2 separate regions of the Homo sapiens genome follow, and region 1 is linked to region 2. A link is a loop called in an ENCODE intact Hi-C map of the cell type or tissue named here. Cell type or tissue: CD14-positive monocyte. All regions are shown on one strand. Each heading gives the region's core, and the rest is flanking DNA. Links, peaks and the distances in the headings are about the cores only.

Region 1 (15,741 bases), core at 3,399-11,398, 85 kb after region 2:
CAGCTACTCAGGAGGCTGAGGCACAAGAATCACTTGAGGTTGCAGTGAGCGGAGATCAGACCACTGAACTCCAGCCTGGGTGACAGAGCCAGACTCTGTCCCCCTGCCTCAAAAAAAAAAAAAAGAAAAGAAAAGAAAAAAAACCGCTGCTCTGAACATGCTTGTCCATGTTCTTGGGTGGACATATGCTTTCATTTCTCCTGGGCATGAACCTGGGAGTGGGGCTGCTGGATCATCTGGTTACTCTGTGTGTAACCTTTTGAGGACCTGCCACTTTTTTTTTTTTCGTTTTCTCTATGAATCCACATCCAACTCATAAGTATGGGCTGTGTTTCTCCCTCCTGAATCTGTGCTCACTTGCATCTGCACGGAAACCACCTCTTCAGTTCATACCTGGAAGGCTACAGTGCCTGCTAATGGGGATCCCTCTCCACTTGGTCACCCTCGCCTGCACAGGGGAAGGAGTTTCCCCTTCTTGATGCTGAGGCCACACCCCGGCCCATTCAGGGTTGCCTCTGGAGGTGGGACCCAGGCATCAGTGCTTCCCAGAGCTCCCCGGGTGATTACGACGCACAGCCAAGCACCCGCTTCCTTCTGATCCACATTTTATCACCTGCCACCCAAGTGCCTCCATGACAGCAAATCTGATTGTGTGATCTGGATTCTTCTTAAAACCCCTGTGTGGCTCTCCACGGTCTCCACAATAAAATCCAAGCTCCCCAGGATGCACATGCATCTCGGTGACCTGTGTCCACTGCCACCCGTCTTGCCTCCTTCCTCTCCCTGACCCACGCTGCACATGCCACGCTGAGCTCCATGTGCCTGCCCATCCACACCTCCACGCCTTGGGACAGACTGGTCCCTCTTCCTGAAGTGCCTGTTCCCATCTTTCATCCTCCTCTAGGAAGTCTTCCCTGACTGCTCTCCCTCAGCGGGCTGTAACTGTGTTCACTGGCCTCTAGTCCAGGAGCGCCTCAAGGCCAGGGCTGGGATATCACTCTTCTCTGGATCCTCAGCCTGTAGCTGCCTGACTCATGGTAGGTGATGGGTTCTTTCTTTTTTTTGGCATATGTATGTTGGGTGGTGTGATGAATGAAGAGGTGAGTGAATGAACCTGGCCTATGTAGGAGCCGTGACCAGGTGCAATCCTACCAGCTGCCCAACTGTGCTCTCCTGAGTCCTAGCAATAACCCTGGGGGCACTCAGCAGGGCCTGCTCAACCCCCGACCTGGACCAGCGAGACCCATGCACGTCTCCCTCCCGTGGGGACATCTACCTGCATTTCCCAGTCTCAGGCTCAGTGTGTTTCATTTCTCCAGCCATGGGGCCCAGCAGGTGTCAGCAGCAAAGCAGAACTGGGTGGGACAGTCCTTCCTGAAGATAAGGCAAAGTGCCCCAGCCCAGAGATCAATCCTGTAAATCCACTTTCAAAGGGCTGAATAAGGTGGGACATCCCTGGTTCCTTCTTCAGCCATAAATCTCTAGGCTCAGATGGTAACTGCCCTCCTCTTGACAAAGCTGTAAAGAGCACGGCATAGCAGCAGTCGGGAAAGAGCATGGACAAGAAAGGTCCTTCGGGTGGGGCAAGGCCCACCTGTCTTGCCCCCTAAGCTTTGCCTCCCTCCCTGCATGGGCTTTGCTGTCTCTGTGGGGACCTGTTGGAGGTTGCAGGGCTTGACTGCCAGTGCCGGAGGCTTCTGTGAGCATCTGTCCTGTAAATACCCAGGCTCCATTCTGCTGCTCAGCCCATGCCGATGCCACCTGACTTCCTGTGAATGAATGGAGCACTGTAAAAGGAGTCCAGCTCGGCTGCCCCCCATGTGACTGTCTAAGAGTCACCTCCCCTCTCGAGGAGGCAGTGGGGTGGGTGGACTAGATGATCCCAGAGGCTGCTTTCAGCTCTAACGCCCCAGTTGCTCCTGTTTTTTGTTTTTTGTTTTTGAGACGGAGTCTCGCTCTGTCGCCCAGGCTGGAGTGCAGTGGTGCAATCTCGGCTCACTGCAAACTTCACCTCTCTGGTTCACACCATTCTCCTGCCTCAGCCTCCTGAGTAGCTGGGACTACAGGCGCCCGCCACCACGCCCGGCTAATTTTTTGTGTTTTTAGTACAGACGGGGTTTCACCGTGTTAGCCAGGATGGTCTCAATCTTCTGACCTTATGATCCGCCTGCCTCGGCCTCCAAAAGTGCTGGGATTACAGGTGTGAGCCACCACGCCCGGCCTCCTGGTTTTTTTTAGACAGAGTCTCTCTCTGTCGCCAGGCTGGAGTGCAATGGCCCGATCTTGGCTCACTGCAACCTTTGCCTCCTGGGTCCAAGTGATTCTCCTGCCTCAGCCTCCTGAGTAAGTGGTATTACAGGTGCCCACCACCATGCCCAGATAATTTTTTGTATTTTTAGTAGAGTTCAAGTTGGCCAGGCTGGTCTTGAGCTCCTGCCCTCAAGTGATCCACCTGCCCTGGCCTCCCAAAGTGCCAGTTGCTCTTTCTGACCCGTTTGAGAGCAAAGCTGTGTGAAGGTTTTCCTCTCAGGTCCTGAATTTTCAAGAAAATCATGTTTGGAAAGACCAGAGTCAAGCATAGTAAAAAATAACAAACTTGAAAATAATGACTCTTTGTGTTTTGATTTCTCCTAAATCCGGCTTCTGTAACTGTACAGTAACAGGGCAGTGCAGGGAACAGCACCGGACAAGAGAGTCTCCAAATCCTTAATTCCATTCTGCCCCGCCCCGGACTAGCAGTGTCATTGGGGTGAGTCATTTTTCCCTCTGTAGGCCTCAGTTTGCTGATCTGTAAAATGGGGATATTTAATGCCTTACAGAGAGCTTGCCATGTGCCTTCTCCAGTACTAAGTAGAGAGACAGGTAAATAAGACAGGATCCTAACTTTTTTTTTTTTTTTTGAGATGGAGTCTCGCTCTGACCCCCAGGCTGAAGTGCAGTGGCATGATCGCGGCTAACTGTAAGCTCCACCTCCCGGGTTCAAGCCATTCTCCTGCCTCAGCCTCCCGAGTAGCTGGGACTACAGGTGCCCACCACCATGCCCGGCTAATTTTTCTGTATTTTTAGTAGAGACGGGGTTTCACCATGTTAGCCAGGATGGTCTTGATCTCCTGACCCTGTGATCCGCCTGCCTTGGCTTCCCAAAGTGCTGGGATTACAGGCGTGAGCCGCCGCGCCAGCCTAATTTTTTTTCAAAATTTTGGTTTTGCTTTAGGAGAATTGCTTGAACCTGAGAGGTGGAGGTTGCAGTGAGCCAAGATTGCATCAGTGCACTCCAGCCCAGGCAACAGTGCAAGACTATGTCAAAAAAAGAAAGAAAGAAAAAGGAAGGAAGGAAGAAAGGAAGGAAGGAAGGAAGGAAAGAAGGAAGGCAGGCAGGCAGTCAGGCAGGCAAGCAGCTTATTTGGGAGGTGATCCCCGGAAACACTGGCAGAGAGAGAAGTCAGGTAGGGAAGTGAAAGCAGTCAATACAGAGTGCAATTTCAAGCCAGCTACCATTATGAGCTTCATCCCAATAAGGAGCTCAACAACTCTATCCAATGACTTCTCTCTCCTTTCCCACAAAACATCTGTGACCAGACACTTGGCTTAACCTCCACATTTCTCTGCATCTTTATATAGCTTCTCCTCCTTTTATGATAACTCAGAGGAGCAGATATCCCCTTCCTCTGAACAAATGCCTCCACTTCAACTCTTCATCTACTCCCTTTCTACCCCTCCAAAACCTTGCTCCGCCAGAGGCCCCCTGCCTTTCTCTACTCCCGCTCCCTCTTCATCCTCATTCCTTGATAACACTTTGCAACCTGACTTTCATTTCCCCTTCTTCCTCCCATGCACTGAGGCTTGGGGGCTTTACTAAGATGCTTTTCCCAGAGGATCCTTCCTCGAGTTTCCGATACACGTCTATCCACCTTGTTTCATAAACAGTCTATTATTATTCACTGCTAAAAAACTCTCATCTCAAAATGTTAAGGATCATCATAGCTACATAACAAAGTTGTGGTAAGGATTCGAGGTTAAATACACTGTCTAGCAGAGCCTGGCACAAAGAGGCAGTCAGTACACAGCAGCAACCAATACCATCACCAAGCTTAATTATTGGAGTTTGCAACCCATGGGTGATCAGGACAGAATATGACAAGAAGGAGAGCTGTTAGAGGCAGAAGAGTAGTAGTTTGGGATCATTTTACAGAACTGCAGGAAGTCAGTGTCACCAGAGTTCTTGAGATTTCCCAGTCTCTTGGACATTGGTGGTGATGGGCGTTCTTAAGGATGACGACTGTAGTTAGAAGAGCTAGTTCCACAATCATCACAACAGTTTTTCCCTCTTAAATAGAAAGTGCTGGTTTTCCATGTCAATACTAAATGTTCAGTAACAACTGGCTGCAGTTGACATTCCCAAGCAAAAGCAGGGGTCAAGCCCTATCCAGTAGAGGAACCAAAGCAGAACCAGCCTTGCGTGGTTGGTCATCCGGCCACTGAACTTTCTGCCACAAAGTCAAAGAGGTTTGGGACTAGCACGAGAATAGAACAGCAGTGGGATGAGTAGACAAGGGAGCCCACACACAGACCCGCAGGAATGTACAAATGAAGTACATGGGCACCGAGGCATTTCAAAGCCGTGAGGAGAGGATGTCTTGATTATTAAATCAATGGTGCAGGGATGATTGACTAAGGGCTTGGAAAGGCATAAAGTTCCCGTCTGTGCCTCACATCCCATGTCCAAATAAGATTCAACGTCTAAAGAGTTACACATCAATCAACCAGAAATTGGAAAACAAGTGCCTGGCTTATTTCACTTAGCATAATGTCCTCCAGGTCCATCCATGTGGTTGCAAATGGCAAGATTCCCTTCTTTTTTAGGGCTGAATGGTATTTTCTTGTATGTATACACCACCATTTCAATAAAGAATTGGTTAAGTGATTGTATATTGATACAATGGACTTTTATATAGTCATGAAAGTCATGTTTTAGAATAGTCAATGCTCATGATCTATTCTTAAGTAAAATAGTAAGCTAAAAAAACATATAGCTCCAGGAGTTGAGCAAGAGAGGCACCCTGCCTGCTGGGCCTGTCTGCTCCCCTGAGTTAGGCACTCCAGGAAGGGGTTGAGAGCATCTGAGTCTTGGGGCCCAGCCCTGAGGCCCTCACTTTCCCTGCCTACTAAGGGGCCCTCAGGAACAAAAGCAGAGCCAAGGAGTTGTACAGCTATAGAGTCCAGTGTGCTCAGCCCCTCAAGTGTGTGATGGAAATAGGCCCAGAGAGGTCAGGTGACCTGCCCAGGGCCTTCCAGCCCTCACACAGCTGGAATCAGGATCCACGGCCCCCAGCCTGGAGCACTGGACATCACATTTCAGGGGAAGTGGGGTGCTGGGCTCACACGTGAGAGGTCTTGCTAGCTGCCAGCCTGGGGCTCACCCGCCTGCTGTCCACCCCTTCAACATCGGTAGTGGGACTCACAGGCACGAGGCTGGGGCCTTCTGCTGCAGACACAAAGCATACCGCCACCTGAGGTCCAGGGTCATGATTCAAAACCTACTAAGTGCCCATCAGTCCTTTCCCAGGTTGAAGGGAAAACAGGACTCCAGCCCCCACATAGTGCCTGGCCACCTGCTGCTCATGAGGCCTTGTCTCCCCATCTTTAGGAAGGCTTTGTGTGTGTGAAAGTTTTTGCATGCACTTGTCTTAAGCATCTTCACGGCCCTGCAAGGTGGGTTTGATTGTCATCCCCATCTTACAGGTGAAACAGGTTTCCAGAGTCTGAGTAGTTTGCCAAGGCGGGGAAGGGGTGATCCAGGACTCAAACCCAGGTCCTCCAACTGCCACTTTCTCTGACTTTCTGGGGGTCAGTAACCCCAGTCCCTTCTCTCCTAGCCTGTCAGAGATTCAGCAGAGACCCCAGGTGGAGGCTCAGTGAGCTCTGGTGTGTGATAGGGACCTGGGGTCTTGTCACTGTCCTGACACCTTATCCTCTAGGTGGCTTTGAAACCATCCGTGTCACTTTGGGCTTCACCAGAGTTGCCAATCCCAGCCTCAAAATTCAGCCACCCCACCCCAACCTCTGGGGGCTGAGGCAAAGACTCTTCTTTTCTCCACAAAGCTAGAATGAGGACCTTCTGGGGGCCTAAGGTAAGAAATGGTCTATTTCTAAAGGGCCTGGTGTCTGGGTAAGCTCTGTGTATTTTCTTACGTTTGCTTTTTGGGGAACTTCATTCAGAGGAGACTTGGCAGCCTCTCTGAAGACACGGAAGTGATCAATGGCAAAGCTGCAAGAGGCTGTAAGCCCCACCTAGCATGACTTCCTCATTAGGCACATGGGGAAACTGAGCCTCAGTGGGTGGAACAGGCCTGCAGGGGCACAGTTGGGACAAGAACTCCGAACTCCAGGGCCCTCTACAGCTCAGGCTGTGCAAATGGGGCTGGTCCCGAAAGACGGTCCGGGCTGATGTGGGGACTGTCAGGCTGTGAGACGGGGCTCACTGGCCAGCCAGCCCAGAGGCAGCGTAGGCGCTCTGGCAGGAGACCCCCCCCAGGAAGTTTCGAAACCTTCAGCAGGATTTCAGAACCGTTCTAGACCCCATGCAGATTGTTTCTCTGTTAAAGAAGGCGCTTTAAGAAGCTGCCGAAGAGGCTCTGCCTTTGACCGTCAACAGGCATCTTTCCTCTAGTCCATCAGCCCACAAAGACAGGAAATCTGATGGGGGGAAAAACAAATAAAGTCATGCCAAAGTCGGGTGTCAGTAACCAGGGGGGCCGCCTGAGGCGTCGCATCCAACCCCCGCCCAGGTTTCCGCCCCGGGCCAGCAGTAGCCAGTCCCCGAGGGCCCATCTTCCAGCCCTGAAGCGGTAAACGCCTCACCTCTAGTGGCGAGTGCGAGGAACCGCACCCTAGCCCGCCTGACTGTCCAGCCCCGGGTGGTGCCCATCCTGCCTGTTGTTCCCTCTCAAACCAAATAAACCTCCCGACGTATGGACTCTGGCTGTCGTAGATGCAGACTCTCCTGCAATGCTTAACACCGTTTTGCTACCACGTGACGGCTGCAGACACTGTCCTCAAACTGCAGCCCCACAACGCAATTTTTGTACTTTCATCTGACATACCCGAAGGTGTCCTTTTTAAGTCTTGTTAATATTCATAATGACGTATAATCCAAAGTAAATGGAAATGTCATATTGTGATTGCAATGGAAACGGCATATTGCGACTGCATTGCCTTGGCGAGACTGTCGTCCTAACAGATTTTGAGGGGGCGGGGATGGTGGCTCACGCCTGTAATCTCAGCACTTTGGGAAGCCAAGTTGGGAGGTTCACTTGAAACCAGGAGTTCGAGCCCAGCCTGGCCAACATGGAGAAACCCGTCTGTACAAAAAAAACAGAAAACAAACAAAAAAAAACACAAAACCAATTAGCCGGGTGTGGTGGCACGCACCTGTAGTCCCAGCTGCATTAGAACTGAAGATGGCTCCCCATCTCATACACGGTGAAAGCCAGTCTTTATCAAGTTCTACATGTAGCTGGTGCAGTGTTTCACACCTGTAATCCCAGCACTCAGCACTTTGGGAGGCTGTGGTGGGTTTCACTTGAGCCTGGGAGATAGAGGCTGCAGTGAACCGAGATCACTGCATTCCAGCCTGGGTGACAGAGTGAGACCCTGTCTTAACAAAAGAGACTTGGAGGGGCTGGAGGGGAAGGTGGAAAGGCAGAGGAAAAGGCAACTGGAACTTAGGGTATGGTCTTGTTACTCTTCACCAGGAACCATTTGAGGTAGGCCCCCAAGTTACAGATGGGGAAACTGAGGCCCAGAGAGGTTAAAATACTTGTGCAGAATCACACAGCTGGCTGATGACAGAAGCACGACGCAAACTGAGGCCTCCCAAGACTTTCTGCACCAGGACCAGCCAGCCATGCTGTTACCTACTCATTCAACAAACAGCTGTGGAGTATTGACTCTAACGTCAGTCCCTGCCTGGGCCCCTGAGAGACAGTCATCAGGGAGATCATCTATGAAGACACAATAATGGTATGTTAGAAGGTGACCAGTAGCAAAAACTATGAGCATAAAGGAACTGGGTGGGCAGGCAAGGTTATGCTTAATAGGCAGGTCGGGCGGGCCTCAAGGTAAGTGTTGAGCTAAGACTTGGAGGGGCGGAAGGGAGCAATGGGGACACCTGGGGAAAAGGTTCTGAAGGCAGAGCCATGCTTGGCATGACTGAGGAAAAGCAAAGTGGCCAATGTGGCCAGAGCAGGATGGGGCAAGGGAAGAACAATGGATGGGGGCAGAGGATCGGACCCAAGTCATGTAGAAACTTTTTTTTTTTTTTGAGACAGGTTCTCATTGTATCTCCCAGGCTGGAGTGCAGTGGTGTGATCATGGCTCACTGCGGCCTTGACCTCCTGCTTTAGCCTCCTGAGTAGATGAGACTAGGCATGTGTCATCATGCCTGGCTATTCTTTTAATTTTTATTTCGCAGAGATGGGGTTTTGCTATGTTACCCAGGCTGGCCTTGAACTCCTGGGCTCGTGCAATCCCACCACAGCCTCCTAAAGTGCTGAGTGCTGGGATTACAGGCGTGAACCACTGCACCAGCTACATGTAGAACTTTATAAAGACTGTTGCTTTCACTATGCGTGAGATGGGAAGCCGTCTTGAGTTCTAAAAGACGCCCAGTAGAAGACAAACCTGTCATCTGGGGCAGGTCAGCAGGCCCAGGTTGAAGGTCCCTCTGTTGGGGGCCTGCCAGAGGGTCTGGCCTTCAAGGCCCAAATGGCATCCAGTATCCAGGGTGGCGGCAGCTCGGTCCCCACCAGATCCCTCTGCAGCATGACTCCGCTGAAGGTTCTGGCTGCCGACTCCCTTAGGAAGCCCCTGTGTGCTGGCCCAACTCTCCAGGCCTCCAGCTCATTCTCTGAACCACCTGACACCCCTTCCCATGCATTCCTTTTCTGCTTATGTTAACCAGAGTGGGATACTGTTGTTTGTGACAAACAGCCCCGCTTGGTACTCTGACGTGATCTATCGTCCAGGTCTCAACTCAAGTGCCCCTGTGAGGCCTGCCCTGCCAACCCCAGGCACTTCCACATCTCCCTGCTTTCTGTTCTTCAGGGCGTTCATCACCAAAAGCATCTTGTGTAGTTATTTCTTCCTTTCTCTCACCACTAACCTTCATGAGAGTAGGGGCCATACCCACCATTACCCCCAGTAACCCCAGGGCCTACACCAAGGCTGAGGGAACAGGAGCCTGCTAATGAGTATTTGTTGAACAAATGGGTAAAAGCTGCTGATGTGGACGTTTTATGAAAGGAGTCGAAGCCATGTGTCTAGAGCGTCAGTTCTGATGATGTTGGGTCCAAGCCCAGATGTGCGTGTGCAAGAGCCTCGGTTCAGCTCCAGAAGACTCCTGGGGTACAGATGAGAAAGGACCCCAGGGACCACTGGCTTATCCTGAACAGAAAAAGGGAGAGAGGAGGCCAGGCGCAGTGGCTCACGCCTATAATCCCAGCACTTTAAGAGGCCAAGACAGGAGAATAATTTGAGCCCAGGAGTTCAAGAAGAGCCTGGGCAACATATCGAGGTTGCATCTCTACAAAAAATTAAAAAAATAGAAATTAGCAAAGCCTGGTAGCACATGCCTGTGGTCCCAGCTACTCTGAAGGCTGAGGCGGGAGGATCACTTGAGCCTGGGAATTCAAGGCTGCAACGAGCTATGATCGCACCACTGCACTCCAGCCTGGGAGATAGAATGAGACGCCGTCTCAAAAACAGAAAAAAGAAACAGCCTTATTGAGGAATAACTGATATGCACAGAACTGCACGTGGTTAATGTGTACAATTTGGTAAGTCTGGACATTTGCAAACACCCATGATACTGTCACTACCCTGAGGGAATAGACATAGCCAACACCTCCCCAAGTTTCCTTGTGTCTCTTTGGTTTTGGTTTTGTTTTGGGTTTTCCCGTGTGTGGTAACAACACAACAAGAGACCTACCCACTTAACAGATTTTGAAATGTACAGCATTGTTATTCATAGGCCCTGTGTTGTACAGCAGATCTCTAGAACGTATTCCTCTAGCATAACTGAAACTTTACACCCATGGAAAAACTCCCCGTTTTGCCCACCCTCCAGCCCCTGCTAACCACTATTGTATACACTGCTTCTGTGAGTTTCACTGTTGTAGATACCTCATAAAAATGGAACCATGCGGCCGGGCGCGGTGGCTCACGCCTGTAATCCTAGCACTTTGTGATTGGGAGGCCGAGGTGGGCAGATCACGAGGTCAGGAGATCAAGACCATCTTGGCTAACACGATGAAACCCCATCTCTACTAAAAATACAAAAAATTAGCCGGACGTGGTGGCGGGCACCTGAAGTCCCAGCTACTCAAGAGGCTGAGGCAGGAGAATGGCGTGAACCGGGGAGGCGGAGCTTGCAGTGAGCCAAGATCGCGCCACTGCACTCCAGCCTGGGCGACAGAGCGAGACTCCGTCTCAAAAAAAGAAAAAAAGGAACCATGCAGTATTTGTCCTTCTGTGCCTGGCTTATTGCACTTGGCATAATGTCCTCCAGGTCCATCCATGTAGCTGCAAAAGGCAAGATTCCCTTCTTTTTTTGGGGTTGAATGTTATTGTCTTGTATGTCTCTACCACCATTTCTTTACCCATTAATCTGTAACTGACGCTTGAGTTGTCACAACACACTTTCTAGGCTGATCCATCAGTACATGGGTGATGCAAAATGGTAGCCTCCGGTCACAATAGCTGACATCTTTGATTCCAGCACTTTGGGAGACTGAAGCAGGTGGATCAGTTGAGCCCAGGAGTTCACGATCAGCCTGGGCAATACGGCAAAACCGCGTCTCTACGAAAAATACAAAAAACTAGCCGGGTATGGTGGCATCCACCTTTGGTACCAGCTACTCAGGAGGCTGAGGTAGGAGGACCGCTTGAGTCTGGGGGACAGAGGCTGCAGTGAGCCGATAGCGCACCACTGTACTCCAGCCTGGGCAACGGAGTGAGATCCTGTCTCAAAAATTACACTACAATACACTACACTACACTACACTACACTACACTACACTACAATACTAAAATAAAATAAAATAAAATAAAATAAAATAAAATAAATAAAATAAAATAATAAAATAAAATAAAATAAAATCGGTGGCCTCAACCCCAAGTGTGAGTGGCTTTTCAGTTTGGCTCTCCAGGGCTGCTCAGGAGCATTTCCTGTATCTCTTAATTTAGCTTCTCAGGAGAGAAATGACAGCACAAGTTATGACTCATCTCCTTAAGTCAAGTGTCAGTGATGTGGTGACATCACATGGTAAAACCATGGCTATGGGCAAGGCACACAAAGCCAGACGTGTCTTTCCCAGGAAGTCCCTGACCCAGTGGGAAAGGAAGAAGGGAGAGGTGGCAGCCAATGGAAAGAAGGGGCAGGAGCCAAGCAGGGCCACAGGACCCGAAGCAGAAATGATTCAGAAAGCAAAGACTAATAAACAGCCAATAGCAAGACACTTAAAAAAAAAAAAAGAGAGAAATGACCTACATGACCAAGAAAGGGTGAATAAATTTCACTATGGCCATCTGAAGGCTAGAAAGTTATGCAGCCATTGCTGTTTAATGATGAATAATGGTGTGGTATCTTGCAAATGTGTAGGGAACACAGAAGGATGAAAATTGAGTTTAGACTGAGTTCTTTTTCTTTTCTTTGAGACAAGGTCTTGCTCTGTTGCCCAGGCTGGAGTGCAGTGATGCAATCATAGCTTATTTCAAGCTTGAATTCCTTGGATTCAGGCGATCCTCCTGCCTCGGCGCCCCACCCAGAGTAGCTGGGACCACAAGTGTGCACCACCATGCCTGGCTGAGTTTTATTTTACTTTTTGTAAAGATGGGATCTCACTATGTTGCCCAAGCTGGTCTCAAATTCCTGGATTCAAACCATTCTCCCTCCACCATGAGCCACCGCCCTGGTGTGATCAGTGATGTGGAGCTTCTTTTCATGTGTGCTTGTCTTCTTTGGGGAAATGTCTAAGCCTTTTGCCCAGTTTTGAATTGGCTTCCTTGTTTTTGTAATTGTTGAGTTGTAGGAGTTTTTTTAATATGTTCTAGATATTAATCCCTCATTATACATACAATTTGCAAATATCTTCTCTCATTCTGTCAGTTGTCTTTTCACACTTTTTTTGGTCTTTTCTTTTGAGATAGGGTCTCACTCTGTCACCCATGTTGGAGTGCGGTGGTGTAATCATGGCTCACTGCAGCCTCGACCTCTTGGGCTCAAGTGGTCCTCCCACCTCAGCCTCCCAAGTAGCTGGGACTACAGGCACATGCCACCATGCCCAGCTAATTTTTTATTTTTTATTTTTTTTTATTTATAGAGATGGGGGTCTCCCTGTGTTGCCCAGGCTGGTCTCAAAACTCCTGGGAACAACTGATCTTCCCACCTTGGCATTCCAAAATGCTGGGATTTACAGGCATGAGCCACCACACCTGGCCTCTTGTCACTCTCTTCATAGTGTTTTTTGATGAAAGTTCTTCAACTGATGAAGATCAATTTATCTATTTTCTTGTGTTGCCTGTGCTTTGGGTGTTATATCCAAGAAAACATTGCTGAATCCCATGTTTTCAAGGGTTTCCCCTATGTTTTCTTCTAAGAGTTTCATGATTTTAGCTCCTATGTTTTTGATCCATTTTGAGTTAAATTTATATATGGTGTATGGTAAGAGTCCTACTTCATTCTTTTACATATACTCAGTTTTCTCAGCACTGTTTATTGAAAAGATTGTTTTTCCCCCCATTAAATGGTCTTGGCACATCTCTCTTTCCTTTCTTTCTTTTCTTTTCTCTGTCTATTTCCTCCCTCCCTCCCTTCCTTCCTTCTCTCTTTCCTTCTCTCTTTCTCTGTCTTTCTATCTCTCTCTCTCTCTCTCTCGTCTCACTTTGTCACCCGGGCTGAAGTACAGTGGAGTGATCTTGGCTCACTGCAACCTCAACTCTCTCTCTTTCTTTCTCAAGAGTCTCACTCTGTCACCCAGGCTGGAGTGCAGTGGAATAATCTCGGCTCACTGCAACTTGAACCTTCCAGCTTCAAGTGATTCTCGTGCCTCAGCTTCTCGAGTATCTAGGATTACAGGCATGCGCCGCCACGCCTGGCTAATTTTTGTATTTTTGGTAAAGACAAGGTTTTGCCATATTGGCCAGGGTGGTCTCAAACTCCTGACCACAAGTGATCCTCCTGCCTCAGCCTCCCAAAGTATTAGGATTACTGGTGTGAGCCACTGTGCCCAGCACATCTTGGCACCCTTTTCAAAACTCAACTGACCACTGACGTGAGGGTTTGTTTCTGGGCCCTCTATTTCACCCCATTGATCTAGATATCTGTCCTTATGCTAGTATCACAGTTTTTGGTTTTTCTTTTCCTTTTTTTTTTTTTTTGAAACAGAGTCTCACTCTGTCACCCAGGCTGGAATGCAGCGGCGTGATCTTGGCTCACTACAACCTCTGCCTCCTGGGTTCAAGTGACTCTCCTGCCTCAGCCTCCCGAGTAGCTGGAATTACAGGTGCACGCCACCATGCCCAGCTATTTTGTATTTGTAATAGAGATGGAGTTTCACCATGTTGGCCAGGCTGGTCTCGAACTCCTGACCTCAAGAGATGCACCCACCTGGGCCTCCCAAAGTGCTGGGATTACAGGTGTGAGCCACTGCACCCAGCCTGTTTTGTTTTTTTGAGACAGGAGTCTCACTGTTGCCCAGGTAGAGTGCAGTGGCATGATCTCAGCTCACTGAAAGCTCTGCCTCCCGGGTTCACGCCATTCTCCTGCCTCAGCCTCCTGACTAGCTGGGACTACAGGTGCCCACCACCACGCCTGGCAAATTTTTTTGTATTTTTAGTAGAAACGAGGTTTCACTGTGTTAGCCAGGATGGTCTCGATCTCCTGACCTTGTGATCCACCTGCCTTGGCCTCCCAAAGTGCTGGGATTACAGGCGTGAGCCACTACGCCCGGCCAAGTTCTCCAACTCTTCTTCTTTTTCACAATTGTTTTGATTATTCAGGGAGGGTGCCTTGAAATTCCCTATGAGGTTTAGAACGAGTTTTCTATTTCAGAAAGAAAATCAAACATGCCATTGGAATATTCAGAACGATTACATTGAATCTGTAGATTGCTTTGGATAGTCTTGACACATCATAATAATATTAAGTCTTCCTTCATAAACATAGGATGTCTTTCATTTATTTATGTCTTCTTTAATTACTTTCAGCAAGGTTTTATCATTTTCAGTGTGTGAGTCTTTCACCTTCTTGGATAAATTTATTGTAAAGTGCCTTATTCTTTTTGATGCTATTACAATGATTTTCTTTTCTCTGGACTGTTTATTGCTATCGTATATAAATGCAACTGATTTTTGCGCTTTGCTGAATTGGTTTATTTGCTCTAACAATTTTTTGTAGAATCTTTATGGTTCTCTACATAGAAAATCAATGGGCAAACAGAGATAATTTTTCTTCTTGGCCAGGTGCAGTGGCTCATGCCTATAATCCCAGCACTTTGGGAGGTGAGGTCAAGCTGATAGCTTCAGTCCAGGAGTTCGAGACCAGCCTGGCCAACACAGTGAAACCCCATCTACTAAAAATACAAAAAAAAAAAATCAGCCAGGTGAGGTGGCACGCACCTGTAGTACCAGCTACTTGGGAGGCTGAGGCAGAAGAATCGCTTGAACCCAGGAGGCAGAGGTTGCAGTGAGCCGAGATCGCACCACTGCACTCCAGCCTGGGAGACAGAGTGAGACTCCATCTCAAAAAGAAAAAAACAAAAAGCAATATCAACAAAGCAAAATGACAGCCTACCAAACAGGAGAAAATACTCACAAAGAGATTACTATCTGGGATAGATAAAGAACTCCAAACACTCAAACAAAAAAACAAATTCAAAAATGGGCAAAAAGGCCAGGTGCAGTGGCTCATACCTGTAGTGCCAGCATTTTGGGAGGCTGAGGCAGGAGGATCACTTTGGGCCAGGAGTTCAAGACCAGCCTAGACAACATAGCGAGACCCTGCCTCTACAAAAAAAAATTAAAAATGAGCCAGGCATGGTGGCACGAGCCTCTAGTGCCAGCTACTTGGGAGGCTCAGGCAGGAGAATCACCTGAGTCCAGGAAGTTAAGGCTGCAGTGAGCTATGATTGCACCACTGCAAGGACAGAATAAGATCCTGTGTCTTAAAAGAAAGTAATTATCTGTTCCACTTCCACTCCCAGGTGGAATTGAAACAAGAACTCAAGCAAATAGTGCACCAATGTTCATAGCACCATTAGTCACACAATAGGAAAAGGTGAAAAGAAACTCACTGTCCATCAAAAGTTCAATGGCTAAACGATGTGTGAAAAATACATAAAATGGATTATTATTCAGTCATAAAAAGGACTGAAGCTCTGATCCACGCTTAATATTAACAAAACATTGAAAGCATTATGCTAACTGAAATAAAGACAGCCACAAGGCACAAATATTATATGATCCCTCTTCTATGAGGTATCTAAAATGGGCCAATTCATAGGGACAAAGTAAAATAGAGGTTACTGGCAGCTGGGGAGGGGGAAATGAAGAGTTATTGTTTAATGGCTATAGTTTGTTTTGTGTGAGTGAAGAAAAAGTTTTCACATAGTGGTGGTGTTTACACAACACTATTGATGTACTTGGTGCCACTGAACTGTACATTTCAAAATGGCTATAATGATA
Region 2 (15,741 bases), core at 3,262-11,261:
GGAGGGCAAGCTGGGCTGCCTGGACCACGGAGGAATCTTGCTAACGATGACACTGGAAAGTAAGGACAGGGCTGGTCATGGGCAAACACTGAATGCCAGGCCTGGGGGTCTCATCCTCTCTCCTTAGCCAATGAGGCATCTCAAAGTTTTCAATGGCATATGAGCCATTATTTAATTTGCTTTTTTTTAAAAAAGAATGCTTGTAACAACAATAACAATAGTAGTGACTACTTACTGTGTACCTCTATCACTGTGCGAAGATTTACAGTGTAATGTCATCTGATCCTTAAGATTATCTGAGGTTACTGGTTTTTTGTTTGTTTTGTTTTGTTTTGTTTTTGAGATGGAACCTCATTCTGTCACCCAGGCTGGAGTGTAGTGGCATGATCTTGGTGCACTGCGAACTCCACCTTCCGGGTTCAAGCGATTCTTGTGCCTCAGCCTCCCGAGTAGCTGGGATTACAGGCATGTGCCACCATACCCGGCTAATTTTTGTATTTTTAGTAGAGACAAGGTTTCACCATGTTGGCCAGGCTGGTCTCGCACTCCTGACCTCAGTGATCTTCCTGCCTCCACCTCTCAAACTGCTGGGATTTCAGACATGAACCACCGTGCCTGGCCTGAGGTTACTCTTATTATCTCCATTTTACAAAACTGAGTGAAATGGTTCAATATGAAGACTGTAGCCAAATTGCCAGGATTCAGATTTTGGACTCACAGCTCACTAACTGTACATGGGCAACTTACTAAACCTCTGTGGGGCTCACCATTCCCACCTTTAAAACGGGGATGGAGATAGCATTTACCTAACAGGGAGGTTGTAAAGAGTAAATGGTCAATGCATATATAAAGTAATTAGAAGAGAGGCTGTCAATAAGCTCCCAATAGCTCTTATTTGATGATGACTGCCCAAGGTGACACACTTAGAGAGAAGCGGTCCCAGTGGGTTCATTGATGGAGACCCTCCAGTGAGCCTTTGTCCACAGGAGGTGAGTGAAGGTGTTGTGGGGCAGCACAGAGGGGAAGAAACCAGGGCGGAGATGAGGGTCTCCGTGGAAGGAGCCTCTCCAAGGTTGCTGATGGGTGCCCCTCGGCTTTCACGCACCAGGGCCTTAGGAAGAGTGAGTCACAGCCCCACACCACATGCAGGTGGAGGCCTAGAAGTTCAGCAACTCACCAGAAGCCACAGTGGGGCAACAGGAAAGTTCAGATATAATCTATGTAAGGTTAAAAGACCCCTATCTTACTCACCCTCTCCCCACACTTCCCATGCCAAACCATTCTCCCTATTAGCCCCTATAGCTCCTTGCTAATTTCCATTCCTATACCTGTTCACCTGCCGCTTCCTCCACCTGGAAGAGCTCCTTCCAGGCAAACCAGACTTTGCAACTTCCCTGAGAATGTGGTTTAAAATTCATGAGCCGCTGGAAGCTTTCCCGACTAGCGCTGTTCCTTCTAATCATCCCCCCTACCCCACCCCTTAACCTTCTGGGATCAGCTGAGAGCTCGAGTCCTTTGAGAAGCCCCACCTGACCCTAGGTTGAGTTATTACTCAGTGGTTCTCACTTGAGCATGGTTTTAACTCCTAGGGGGCTTTGGTAATGTCTGGTAGGGTCAGCTTCATGAGTGTGCTTGGGGTTTAATGCACTGTAGTTGCCATCTTGAAATTCTTAATAGTTTTATCTTTGACTTTGTGTTGTGTAGATGAAGCTGATGGGACAATAGAGCGTATGCCAGGGGCTTAGTCTCAGTTCATGTGGTCCCCCCTTCTGCTGCCTCCTTGCCTTTCTGGCATGGGTTTCAGGTCCCAGCTCTCCATCCACTGATGCCCCTGGCCTGGCCAGGCCTCTCTCTTCCTACTCCCACTCAGCAACCACCGCTGCCCTCTCTGTCCTTAGGGGGTCTTCATGTGGGCATGGAGAGGTTGAGATAGTGTGCTTTTGCGGCACGACATCTCAGGGTGGAGCATGGCAGTGGCCATCCCTGACCCAGGCTGGCAGTGCCATGGAGCATTAGGCAATAGGCTACATGGGGAGCATGCTTTTTACCCACCTCTGGACCAAGGGTGTCCTTGTGCCATGGTTGTAATGCCCTTGGGGGATGTCCATCTGCCATGGGCTGGGGCAGCGAGTTGTGGGAAGGGAGACCTGGTTTGACTTCCATGCCCTCGGAAGGGCAGATGCATGGCCCAGTGGCTGGTCAGAGCGGGGACATGGCAGCTGGTGGGTTGCATGTGTGTATATGCTGAGTCATGGGGTGGGGTCACCAGACACCTACAAGGGTTTGCACTCACCCTGCTAGTGTGCCTATCCCTAGGGAATGAAAACACTTTGTATCTGAGTATCTTCAATGGCACTTTCCCTCTGCTTTATGAACGAAGGGTCCCACACTTTCTTTTTGCACTGGGCCTTGCAAATTATGTAGTTGGTCCTAATGTCTAGAGACGTTTTTAGTTGTCATGGCTGAGGGGGGTGCTACTGGCATCTAGTAGGTAGAGGCCAGGGATGTCGCTAAACATACCACAGTGCACGGGACAGCCTCCCACAACAAAGAATTATCTGGTCTAAAATGTCCATGGGGCTGGGCGAGGTGGCTCATGCCTATAATCCTAGCACTTCGGGAGGCTGAGGCGGGAGGATCTCTTGAGCCCAGGAGTTCGAGACCAGCCTGAGCAACATAGTGAGACCCCATCTCTATTTTTAAAAATTAAAAAAAAAAAATGTCCATGGGGCTGAGGTTGAGAAACATGGGATTTTGTATACTTCCTTTCTGTTCCCACGCCCTCTGTGCTGATTTCTGTCCTGGCTCTTTGCTCAGGTTGTGGAAATGACCTCATTACGTGTCTAGACCAGAAGTTCCTCAAAGACAGGGTTGAATTTTTGTCAATCTCAGATCCTTAGCACCAGGACCTAAGGTGGTGATGGGGCATAGTAATTCACTGACTGTACTGGCAGACAAGCTGATGAACTTACTTTATCATATTTTAACCTATTGTTTTGTGTGTGTGTGTGTTTGTTGGAAGTCTAAAACCATTTACAGCCGTTCTTGAGGCGTTACATGATTGTTGTATCTTTCCTAAGTGGATTGTAAATCCCTAAAGCACAGGAAATACACTTTTTTTTTTTTTTTTGAGAGGGAGTCTTGCTCTTGTTGCCCAGGCAGGAGTGCAGTGGCACGATCTTGGCTCACAGCAACCTCCACCTCCTGGGTTCAAGTAATTCTTCTGCTTCAGCCTCCTGAGTAGCTGAGATTACAGGCATGTGCTACCATACCTGGCTAATTTTTGTGTTTTTAGTAGAGACAGGGTTTCACCATATTGGCCAGGCTGGTCTTGCACTCCTGACCTCAAGTGATCCACCTGCCTCAGCCTCCCAAAGTGCTGGAATTACAGGCGTGAGCCACCATGCTTCACCAGGAAATAAACTGTCTAAGTCTTCTGTGTTGCTCAGTTGTGCTTAGAACAGTGCACTGTATGCAGCAGGTGCTCTGTAAGCAACAACGTCTTTTGCTCTGTTCTGTGTCTACCTTTCTGCATGTCCAAGGCCCAGATTACATTCATTTATTCATTCAACAAACATCCATTCAGAATTTACTATAAATTTCTTTTCTTTTCTTTTCTTTTGAGACGGAGTTTTGCTCTTGTTGCCCTCACTGGAGTGCAATGGCGCAGTCTTGGCTCACCGCAACCTCTGCCTCCCGGGTTCAAGCGATTCTCCTGACTCAGCCTCCTGAGTAGCTGGGATTACAGGCATGTGCCATCACGCCTGGCTAATTTTGTATTTTTAGTAGAGACAGGGTTTCTCCATGTTAGTCAGGCTGGTCTCAAACTCCTGACCTCAGGTGATCCACCCACCTCGGCCTCCCAAAGTGTTGGGATTACAGGCGTGAGCCACTGCTCCCAGCCTAAAGATACAATTTCTATTCTCAAGGAGTTCAGTGTGGCCAGGGAGTTAGAAAGTTTTTTTGTTTTGTTTTGTTTTTTTTGAGATAGAGTCTCCCTCTGTTGCCCAGGCTGGAGTGCAGTGGCATGATCTTGGCTCACTGAAACCTCCGCCTCCCAGGTTCAAGTGATTCTTCTGCCTCAGCCTCCCAAGTAGCTGGGACTACACGTGAATGCCACCACGCCTAGCTAATATTTGCATTTTTAGTAGAGACAGGGTTTCACCATGTTGGCCAGGCTGGTCTCGAACTCCTGACCTCGTGATCCGCCCGCCTTGGCCTCCCAAAGTGTTGGGATTACAGGCGTGAGCCACTGTGCCCGGCCAGAAAGTGTTGTAACTCCATGTAATTAAGCATCATAATTGCTGTGAAATTAGCCTTCAGAAAACTAATGATCAAGAAGAGAGAAAATTCAGTAGAATTTTAATTCCACCAGAATTAGAAAATTATGTTTGTAACAGAGAGTTCTCAAGCTCGTTTGGGTTTGTAACTCAGACCTTTGCAGCAGTTGGTTTGTTTGTTCAACAAGTATGTGTCTGTGTCAGGCCCTATTCTGGGTACTGGTGATGCAGCCGTGAATGAAACAGACAAAGCCCCTGTCCTCCCAGAGCTCACCTGCCAGCAAGAGCCAGGGACAGGCAGCAAGTCAATCCGTGGTGTATCACAAGAGGATGTATGATTGAGAACAATGAAAGGGCAGGGGACAGTGAAAAGGCAGTGTGCGGGACTCTGTTGTAGGTGAGGGATCTTCCTGGGGAAGGAGGTTCAAAAGTGACGTGTGGCTGGAAATCAACTCAGACTTCTTGGGATGTTGGTGTGCTCCACCCACCCTACCATACAGGCCCTATGCATGCCCAGAAATCCCTTCTGAGCTGCAAAGACACTGACTATAAGTAGGAATGAGTTGAATGAAGTGTTGCTAAGTTTTTAAAGGGCTTTTCTTTAAAACATTTGTGTGAAAATATTTTTCCCAAGTTACTCCTCTCAATTAAAAAAAGTTTGAACACCTCATTTCCACTATTTGTATGAATTAATTAATTAACTTACTACATGTGCTACCATACTAATATTTTATGCTCATTATAAGACTAACACAAGAATAAAAAGTATGGAGTTAACATAAATATAAAAATAAGGCTGGGCATGGTGGTTCACGCCTGTAATCCCAGTACTTGGGAGGCTGAGGCGGGCGGATCACCTGAGGTCAGGAGTTTGAGACCAGCCTGGCCAAAATGGTGAAACCACATCTCTGCTAACAATACCAAAAAATAAATAAATAATAGCTGGGTGTAGTGGCAGGCACCTGTAATCCCAGCTACTTGGGTGGCTGAGGCAGGAGAATTGCTTGAACCCAGGAGGCGGAGGTTTCAGTGAGCTGAGACCGCACCATTGCACTCCAGCCTGGGCAACAAGAAAGAAACTCCGACTCAAAAATAAAAAAAAAATAAGACCCAAGATTTTCATCCTGTACCCTCAATATATCAGTTTGTGCTTCCCCCTCTTGGGGACCCCTGTTCTAAGGTAGAAAAGTACTAAATACTATTTTATTTTTGGATAAGAAGAAACTTGCCTAGAGGTCACTAGACAGACACCTCTCAGGACTTTTTTACGATTTGGAAAAGAATAAGGGAGATTGAGGTACAGGAGGAGAGAGAAAGGCAGAAAGGAAGAAAAGAAAAGGGGGATAATGAAGAAAAGAAATAAAAGAAATAAGCTTTCTTTTTTTAAAAAAGAAAGCAAGATAAAAGAGAAGGAGAGAAGGAAAGAAAAAGAAAGAAATGAAGAAAGAAAAGAAAAGAAGGAAGGTAAGAAAGGGAGAGAGAGAGAAAGGGAGAGAGAAAGGAAGAAAGGGAGGGAGAGAGAGAGAGAAGGAGAGAGGGAGAGAGGGAAGGAGAGGGAGAGAGAAAGGCAAAAAGTAAGGAAAAAATACCCCCAAGACGCCACTGGACAGAGGCAGTGCCTGTGCTGTCTGCCCGGCCTTTGCTCAGACCTCTCAGTGTTGTAAGAATGTTCCGTCACAGTCCATAGGCTGGACCTTGGCCTCTTTCCACACATTCAGAACCACCAGCTAATGCAATGGAGATTGCTTTCTGGTCCAGCTCTCTTACCCGATGGCCAGTTCCCCTTCGTGGCCCTCACTTGGCAGTGGTGTCAGGAGTGATGTGGAGGCTGACCTTTTCCCATCACTGTCCTGCACAACTCATTAACTTCTCCTTGCAGCTGGAGATGACCATTATGGAGTAGAAGAGCTGACAGGTTTTTCAGAGAGCAGAGGAATGCACAGTTTCCCAGAAGTTCCTGATCCAGGAGTTCTCGCCTGTAGAGCATGGGAGATAATCTGGTTTATGGGGCCATCAGAAGAAAGTCATGTTCCAAGCTCTTAAAGAACCCTGAGCTCTTTTTCTTTTTAGACTCTTGCATTAAAAACAAAGGAATGAGACAAGGCACTTCAGTGTAGAATGGATCAAGGAATACAAAATAAAATAATGAAAAAATGCTATGCAAATAATACAAACATAAAAACACAAGCAATGTTTCTTGAATGAAATTTTTTACTTTCAAATTTGATCTAGCCCTGCACCAGGAGGCATGCAATTTGTTGAAGGAATAAATGGTGAATTTTCACGATAATTCTGTGACAATGCAAGGTGGACAGGATCTTCATGGAACCAAGGAGACTGAGGCCCCAGAACTTAAGGGCCCAAGGTCATACAGTGAGTGAACAGGTGTCAAGACCGGTCCTCCATTGTCACCAGGGCACTGCCTCCATGCAGGCCTTTGGTTTCCTTTGGGAAGATTTATCACTTGCCTAGCTACTCTGGTGAAGTCATTGCTTTAGGGCAATGGGACTGAGTTTAAACATATTGAGCACCTAAAGAAGACAGGCATGTATCGGGCATGGGGTGGTGGGGTGGGGTATAAAGCCGTGAAGCTGGCCCCTGCCCCCAGGAAGCTCACAGCCCATGACAACTGCAGTGACCCTTATGCCTGTCATTTTCATTACTGTCTTCCCTGTCTTGTTATTGAATATTATTGTAATCTATGTGAGCATTCACCTTTTAAAAAGGCTTTTAGTTTTTGAATTACAAAACTGATAAATATCACCATATAATCTAGCAATTCTATTTCTGGGTATATGCCCCAAAGAATTGAAAGCAGGGTCTTGAAGAGATATTTATACACCCATGTTCATAGCAGAATTATTCACACTAGCCAAAAGGTGGAAGAAACTCAAATGTCTTTTCTTTTTTTTTTTTTTTGAGACGGAGTTTCACTCTTGTCACCCAGGCTGAGGTGCAATGGCGCAATCTTGGCTCACTGCAGCCTCCGCGTCCCAGGTTCAAGCGATTCTCCTGCCTCAGCCTCCTGAGTAGCTGGGATTACAGGCGCCCACCACCACACCCGGCTAATTTTTGTACTTTTAGTAGAGACAAGGTTTCACCATGTTGTGCAGGCGGTCTTGAACTCCTGACCTCAAGTGATCCGCCCACCTCCGCCTCCCAAAGTGCTGGGATTACAGGCATGAGCCACTGCGCCCAGCTTCAACTGTCTATTAAGAGATTTTATATATATATAGGTATTTGTTTATTCATTCATCTCTCAATAGACACAATAATTTTCCATTATATGTATACATATATAGCATGTATACAACATATATACATACATATATACATTTTATATATACATGTATATACGTATACCTACAATGGAAAATTATTAAGCCTTAAGTAGGAAGGAAATTCTGGCCAGGCGTGGTGGCTTACGCCTCCATCTCAGAAAAAAAAAAAAAAAAGAAGGAAGGAAATTCTGACACATATCTCAACAGGGATGAACCTTGAGAACGTTACGCTACTGAAATAAGCCAGACACGCAAAGACAAAAACTGTATGATTCCACTTATATGAGATATCTAGAGTAGCCAAATTAATAGAGACTGAAAGTAGAATGGTGGTTTTCAGGGGCTGGGAGGTGAGGGATGGGGAGTTATTGTTTAACGGGTACAGAGTTTCAGTTTTGCAAGATGAAGGTTATGGAGCCGGATGGTGCTGATAATTGCCCAATAATAACAATGTGCTTAAAATACTATTGAACTGTACACTTAAAATGGTCAAGACAGTAGATGTTATGCTATGTGTATTTATCATAATTTAAAAAGATCAAATAGACATTATGATAAATTCCAATAATCAAAACTTACTAAAGCAAAAAGAGAAAGTCTGCTTTCTCACCTGTTTGTCACCTCTCCTCCTTGAGATTTATTCTCAATCTCCTCTCTTTATCTAGGCAATTGCTATTCAGTTTATTTGTTTCCTTTGTACTGTTTTGCCTGCTTGCACAGATATACACACACACGTGCATGCACACATGCATATATGCTATTAAAAGCCAAAACGGGGCCGGGTGTGGTGGCTCATGCCTGTAATCCCAGCACTTTGGGAGGCCGAGGCGGGCAGATCACAAGGTCAGGAGATTGAGACCATCCTGGCTAACATGGTGAAACCCCGTCTCTACTAAAAAAATACAAAAAAATTAGCTGGGTATGGTGGTGCGCACCTGTAGTCCCAGCTACTCGGGAGGCTGAGGCGGGAGAATAGTGTGAACCCAGGAGGTGGAGCTTGCAGTGAGCCAAGATCGCGCCATTGCACCCCAGCCTGGGCAACAGAGTGAGACTCCGTCTCAAACAAAACAAAACAAAACAAAAAAAAAAAACACCAAAACAGATCATTGATTCCTTCTTCTCCCTTTCCCCCTTGTACACTCCTCAAAGGGAGCCAAAAGGAGAACTTAAGAATGTGGGTGGTGGGAACAGAAGGCTGACTGGAATTTCCATTCCTCCCCTTACTCACTATGACCATTCACTAGTGATTTAATTTCTCTAAAGCTCAGTTTCCTCATCTGAAAGGTGGGATAATATTATTGCTGAGACTTAATGAAGAAAACAATGGAACACGCTGGCACATAGGAAACATACAGTCAGGGCTGACTGGTTATGTGCTTCTGGAAGTTTCTTCCATAACGTGGGCTCTGTGTGCAGTCAGGGCTCAAGGAAGTCTGTAGCAAGAAGAGGAGAGCGAAAGGGAGAACCTCTTAGCAGGCGCTATGTTCATGCCTAGGATGCAGGTATCATCTTCCCCGAAGGGTCTAGTTAAGAAGAGTTATTGGCCAGGTGAGGTGGCTCACGCCTATAATCCTAGCACTTTGGGAGGCCGAGGCAGGTGGATCACTTGAGCCGAGGAGTTCAAGATCAGCCTAGGCAACAAGTGAGAACCCCTTCTCTACAAAAAATAAAAAAAAAATTAGCCTGGTGTGGTGGTGCACACCTATAGTCCCAGCTACTCAGGAGGCTATAAGCAGGAGGATCGCTTGAGCCTGGGAGGTTGAGGCTGCAGTGAGCTGAGATCGTACCACTTCACTCCAGCCTGGGCAACAGAGTGAGACTGAAAAAAGCAGGAGCAGCAGCGGCGGCAGCGGCAGCAGCAGCTGCAGCAACAGCATTATTCTGTTCTTTCCAGTGATGAGAAGCAGCTGTTACACGGTGGATATCCTTTTCAAAATAGTAGATCCTGGAAGTGAAAACTCATAATATAAACTTCTAGGTACAGGTGACAGAACAGAATCCAGAAAGCATTTAGGACCCGGGATACATGGATAAGTGATTATAGGAAGGTCTTGGGGTCATGGAATATGTGCAGCACATGGGGTCCAGAGGTCTGAGTTCAAGTTCTACCTTAAGGATATATATATATAACCTTGAGTCACACACACTATACACTCTTTTTTTTTTTTTTTTTTTTTTTTTTTTGAGACAGAGTCTTACTCTCTCACCCAGGCTGGAGTGCAGTAGTACAATCTTGGCTCACTGCAACCTCCCCCTCCTGGGCTGAAGCAATCCTCTCACCTCAGCCCCCAAGTAGCTGGGACTACAGGCATGAGCCACCATGCCTGGCTAATTTTTGTACTTTTTGTACAGGCAGGGTTTCACCATATTGCCCACACTGGTCTCAAACTCTTGAGGTCAAGCAATCCACTTGCTTCAGCCTCCAAAAGTGTTGGAATTACAGGCATCAGCCACCATGCCCAGCCTCAGTTTCCTTCCCCAGAAAATTGTATATCTTGTAGGGTTATTGTGAAGATTAAAGTGGAATGTGCATGCAAAAGTACTTTGCAAACCACAAAGCTCTAGGTTGGAGTAAATAACTGAACTTTTAAAAAAAATTTACTTTAAGTTCTGGGATACAACGTGCAGAACGTGCAGGTTTGTTACATAGGTATACATGTGCCATGGTGGTTTGCTGCACCTATCAACTCGCCCTCTAGGTTTTAAGCTCTGCATGCATTAGGTATTTGTCCTAATTCTCTCCCTCCCCTTGCCCCCTACCCACCGACAGGCCCTGGTGTGTGATGTTCCCCTCCCTATGAATGACTGAACTTTATATCAATGCGTTTGTGTCAATGTTCTGCTATAAAGCACTGCAATCCTTTTTAACTTTTAAAAATGGAAATAACTTTTTTTTTTAGTTCTTGGTAATATACAATCATTGTAAAAAATTAAAGCAAAATGAGAAAGTGCAAGTTTCTTTAATCTCAACTGTTGCTGACACTTTCTAATTCTTATTTATTTAATGATATCTCAATATATTAACTGAAAAAAGTTTCAAACATTTTTGTAGTATGGTCCTATTTACGGCTTAGGAATTACTGCCAATCAAATATTAGTGACAAGAATAAACATGCAATACGCTACGTTAAGATTATATGATCTCTTAGAGACTTTTATAATTCTCAAATTCTATCAATTATTGCTGAAGATCCTTTATGTATTTAAACTAGAATAGAGTACTAGTTAGAATTTAGGTTCTACATTGGTAAAAATGGAGATAATACAAGTGCAAATTCATAGTTTGAATGAAGATTAAATTAGATAATGCACAGTATTTTCATAAAGCAACAGAAAAGTTAGTTGCTATGATTATCAATAATACATTTAGGTTATTTTGTTACTTGCTTTTGCTAAAGGACTTGCTTATTGATGACCACAGGGTAGTTTATCTGATTAACCTGTGATTACTGGGGATAAATAAAGTAGAAGGCTTTAGGAAATAAGATTGTTAATTTACAAGGTTGGGAGGTAGTGCAGAAGTAATTATGAAGACTGTGGAGGTTGGAAGCAGTGGGTGGGGACAAGTAGGTAGTCCGGCTAGGTGATGGCCTGGGACTTTCTGATCTGTGGTGTCTGGCTGTCGCTTCTTTGGTCATAAACTCTTAACTACTGTTCCTGAGATTTCATGTGCATTTCCCTATACAAATCTTTAGTGCTACTGCCAGACTGTTAATATGTGAGGAGATAGTGCTTGCTTTTTTTCTCTGACAATGACAAGAAACTTATTATATGAACCACGTCAAAATTCCATAGTAATTTTTTTCTCCATTTGATCTAACTCCAAAGTCTTTTCCCTACCTCTTATTAAAATTTAAATGTTATACGTGCAACACTTGGAACAGAACAAGAGGCACAGGATCTTTTAAAGTTTAAAGGTTACTTTTAAAAAATCACATTTGCTAAGGGAATTTCTTCTGTATCTTTGAAAAGCTGTTAAAATACACACACACACACACACACACACACACACACACACACACCTCTCCCAGCTGTCAATGAATGGTATAAATAACAATTGTGACTTTAACCACAACAAAAATGTGTTACTTCTTAGGTCGTCTTTGAGGTTTTCCTTTTAGGAACTGTTTCTAGGAGCCAAGTTTTGGTTTTGTTTTGTTTTTTTTTTTCTGCGATCACGGCTGACTGACTGAGGACTTCAGGCTGTTTACGCGGGAGAGCTTTAGATATGTTTATTTGTATGGCATTGTATCAAGGCCTTCAAATATTTGCTGGGAGGTTTGGTGGAAAATGTCTAGACCAGTGCAAACACTGCAGGCCCCAGAGAAATCCAAGAAGCTCAAGGAACCATTCAAGAACCCGTGCTTTATCCTATTGTCATTACAAGGAATTACAAGGAAATCTTCTGAATCTTTGTCAGACTGGATGAGCCCATCAAAGAGGGTCCAAGTCAATAAAGGATCTTGATTTCACCACGCCTGGTTTCGTTCATTCCACAGCGATGAGAAGTAGAGTGGAAAGCCATCGATCTAAGAGGCAGGCGAGCTTCATACCAGCCCTACATCAGCTACTCACTTGCTGGATCACTCTGCCAAGTCACTGGCCCTCTCGGGGCTCTGGTTTTCTCAGGTTTAAATGAAAGTGGTTAAGTAAAAGAATGTCTAAGCTCCCTTTCTTTGATCCTATCTACCTATTAAATAACTTTTAAGTGTAGTCATTGAACCAGGTCTGCAGTAAAAGATACAAAGAAAAAAATATAAAATGAGATCCCTTGTCTCAAGAAAGTTTGATTGGATATTTAAGCCTCTTTTATTATTTCTCAGCTCCTAGGAGTTTCTTGGAAGCTCATAATCTCACAGAGTATATGTGGCCACAGGCAAATACATAATAAATCATTTATCGATGTTACATCACGAGATAAAATAATATCATCTATGTTGCCGGGCTTTGGGGCCACCCAGGTGGCCAACACACAAATAGATACACCTATAATAACTGTTATTTTATGTGTAATAACAGCTATATCGGGCTCCTACTATGTACCTAGCTCTCTGCTAGATGTTAAAAGCCTTATCTCTGAAACCCTCATGACAATCTTGTAAGGTAGGCAGTGCTATCTCCGTTTTACACATGAGGAAACCAAGACTTTGAGAGATTAAAAAACCTGCCCAACATTGGCCGGGCATGGTGGTTCATGCTTGTAATCCCAGCACTTTGGGAGGCTGAAGCAGGAGGATCACCCGAGGTCAGAAGTTTGAGACCAGCCTGGGCAACATGGCAAAACCCCGTCTCTACTAAAAAAAAGAACCAACAACAACAAAAATTAGATGGGCACAGTGGCATACGCCTGTAATCCCAGCTACTCAGGAGGCTGAGGCAGGAGAATCGCGTGAACCCAGGAGGCAGAGGTTGCAGTGCGCTGAGATCACGCCACTGCACTCTAGCCTGGGTGACAGAGTGAGACTCCGTCTCCAAAAAAAAGAAACTTGTCTAACATCATGTAGCTAAGAAGGGGCTGCAGCTCTTTCGATTCCAAAGTCTAATCTCCTTTCACTGTACCTCTGCCTCTGGGTTTAATGTTTTGCATTTTTTTGGTTTGTTTTTTGCTTTGAGATGGATTCTCACTCTGTCCCCCAGGCTGGAGTGAGGTGGCGCAATCTTGGCTCACTGCAAGCTCCGCCTCCCTGGTTCAAGCCATTCTCCTGCCTCAGCCTCCTGAGTAGCTGGGACTACAGGCGCCTGCCACCACGCATGGCTAGTTTTTTGTATTTTTAGTAGAGACGGGGTTTCACCATGTTAGCCAGGATGGTCTCGATCTCCTGACCTCATGATCTGCCCACCTCGGCCTCCTAAAGTGCTGGGATTACAGGCATGAGCCACTGTACTCGGCCATGTTTTGCATTTTAAGAAGCTATATATATATTCTCTCTCTCTCTCTCTCTCTCTCTCTCACACACACACACACACACACACACACACACACACACACACACACACTCCGGGATTTTGAAGATAAGTAGACTGAAGCACAGGTTGCTTAAATGATGTGTCCCAAATCCCTTCACTAGAGACTGGCAGACGAGGGACCTGAATGAAGCCAGGTGCTCTGACTCAAGAAAATGTTCTCTTACCCTGCAGCACCGCTTGTGCAGCGTGCCCCAGCTGACACGGTTTTGTAAGATTCCTTGAACTCTCCTAGGTGGGGCAGGCATGCCACACGTCCCCTCCCTGCATTGTTCATATGCTGCTTCCTATTTTCTTGCTCAACTCTCTTGCAATCTCTCTCAGTTCTATACATGGGAATTTCATCTTTCTAGCTGCTCAGGCCCCAAAACAAGAACCAATGACTTGTCCTTTTCTCTTACACCTGTATCTACTCCTTCAGCAAATCTGCCAAACTTCCTTCAACATAAACCCAGGATCTGACCACTTCTTGGCTCCTCCACCATTCTCCTTTCAGTCACACCAGGCATCTTTCCTGTCATCTTATTTGGTCCCTCTGCATCTTCCCTTGCTCCCTACAATCTCTTCTCCACACAGTAGCCGGAGGAATCCTGTTAAGTCAGAAGCCACATCATGTCTTTCTCTGTTGATAAACGCTCGAATGGCTTCCGGTCTCACTGGGAGCAAAAGCCCTATGAGACGGACTTGACTCCCCCCATGGGGCCTCCTGGCTCTTTCTGGAACACATCAGGACACATTTCTGCCCCAGGGCCTTTGCACTTGCAGTTTTCCTGCCCTGGGACCCTCTTCCCCAGATGGCTGCAGAGCCCACTCCTCAGCTCCCACAAATGTGTGCTAATTTGCCATCTCCTTGGGGAGGCTTCCCTTGCCCACCTTTATTAAAACTGCAGCTCATCTCCTACCCAATGTTCTCCAGCCCCACGCTCTGCCTCCTTTCTCCTTCTAAGCACTTATCACCGTCTGGCAAACGATGCATTGAACAAGTTCGTTTTATTTGTCATGTAACTCCCCAACTAGAATGTAAGCCCCACAAAGGCAGGGTTTCTCTTTTGGGAGGGGAGGTTCTGGTTTGTTCACTAATATAACCCTAGTGTCTACAACAATGCCTGGCACTTTGTAGCTCTCAATACATGGTTTTTTTGTTTGTTTGTTTTGAGACAGAGTCTCGCTCTGTTACCCAGGCTGAAGTGCAGTGGCACCATCTCACCTCACTGGAACCCCTGCCTTCTAGGTTCAAGTGATTCTCCTGCCTCAGCCTCCCAGGTAGCTACAGGCATGCGCCACCATGCCTGGCTAATTTTTTGGTATTTTAGTAGAGAGAGTTTTGCCATGTTGGCCAGGCTGGTCTTGAACTCCTGACCTCAGGTGATTCGCCCACCTCGGCCTCCCAAAGTGCTGGGATTACAGGCATGAGCCACCGTGCCCGGACCCAATACCTGTTTTTTGAGTGGATGAATGAAGGACATTCATTCCCTGTCCCCTGACAGGTCTTAGGGCCTCATCTCTTCCTGATCTGCAGACCGGATCATTTTTATCTCAGTCACATGTTCAGTCTTCTGAGATGTGGTATGGCCACTCATTTATCACTGACTCTCACTTAAGCCCAGTTCCTACCTAAGATGCTCTCCACAGAGGCTTGGGTGAGGCTGCAGTCATGCCAGCTTCTGCTCTCATCCCACATTCTTTGAGTTTAATGAGGGAGCCTCCCTCAGGCACCATCCTGGACCTTTTCATAAGACCCTGCCTTCACAGACAACATTCTCGGTTTCAGGAGCCATAGAGCTGTTGAAGGTCAACCATTCAACTTACTGAGTATTAATTATTCAAATGTGTCTGGTTGTACAGGAGGCCTTCAGCCAGCAATGAAATGGAGGGTGAACCAGGATGAGGGAGAAAGTTCATATTAATGGCACCTCTTTCCCCATCTCAAAGGGGTAACTGCCCTTGAAAGAGCCCCTGTAGTTCGGGGTTGAAGAGAGTGCAGGAGCACAGGAGGAGAGAAGGCTATTCAATTTGTAATTTGCAAAAAAAGAAGCCATTTATCAAAGTTTGTGCTTGAGATATTTAATAATAGAACTGCCCTTCAAGGTTTCCTTAAGGGTAATATTGCTGATTAAAAAGGAAACATGCTCTCTCATTTTGCAATTGAAGAAACAGCCACATAGAGTCGGGTGGTGATTCTCAAAGGACAACAGCAACCCAATCAATTCTACCCC

Evidence for each region. A loop is a pair of places that touch in the nucleus more often than their neighbours do. Peaks named below come from ENCODE experiments on the same cell type or tissue, not always from the same donor. Only the 100,000 strongest peaks of a DNase experiment are listed, where the experiment ranks them.
Region 1: a loop joins it to region 2, with 8 times the contacts of the local background. A loop is called at or near these places in 4 of 110 quality-filtered maps.

What each region holds. Positions count from the first base shown.
Region 1 is chr17:37,838,019-37,853,759 of GRCh38, forward strand. It overlaps the pseudogene YWHAEP7. Among named protein-coding and RNA genes, the nearest start is that of TBC1D3K, 79 kb to the right of the region's middle. RefSeq lists enhancers at 5,339-5,838, 6,174-6,674. In CD14-positive monocyte, for the core only: CTCF peaks have their summits at 6,877 and 7,080; DNase peaks (open chromatin) are centred at 6,293, 6,853, 9,943, 11,333 and 1 weaker place; H3K4me3 peaks cover 1,498 bases; H3K27ac peaks cover 3,860 bases.
Region 2 is chr17:37,753,411-37,769,151 of GRCh38, forward strand. No RefSeq gene overlaps it. Among named protein-coding and RNA genes, the nearest start is that of HNF1B, 16 kb to the left of the region's middle. In CD14-positive monocyte, for the core only: no CTCF peak of the experiment used is centred there; DNase peaks (open chromatin) are centred at 7,771 and 8,751; H3K4me3 peaks cover 719 bases; H3K27ac peaks cover 626 bases.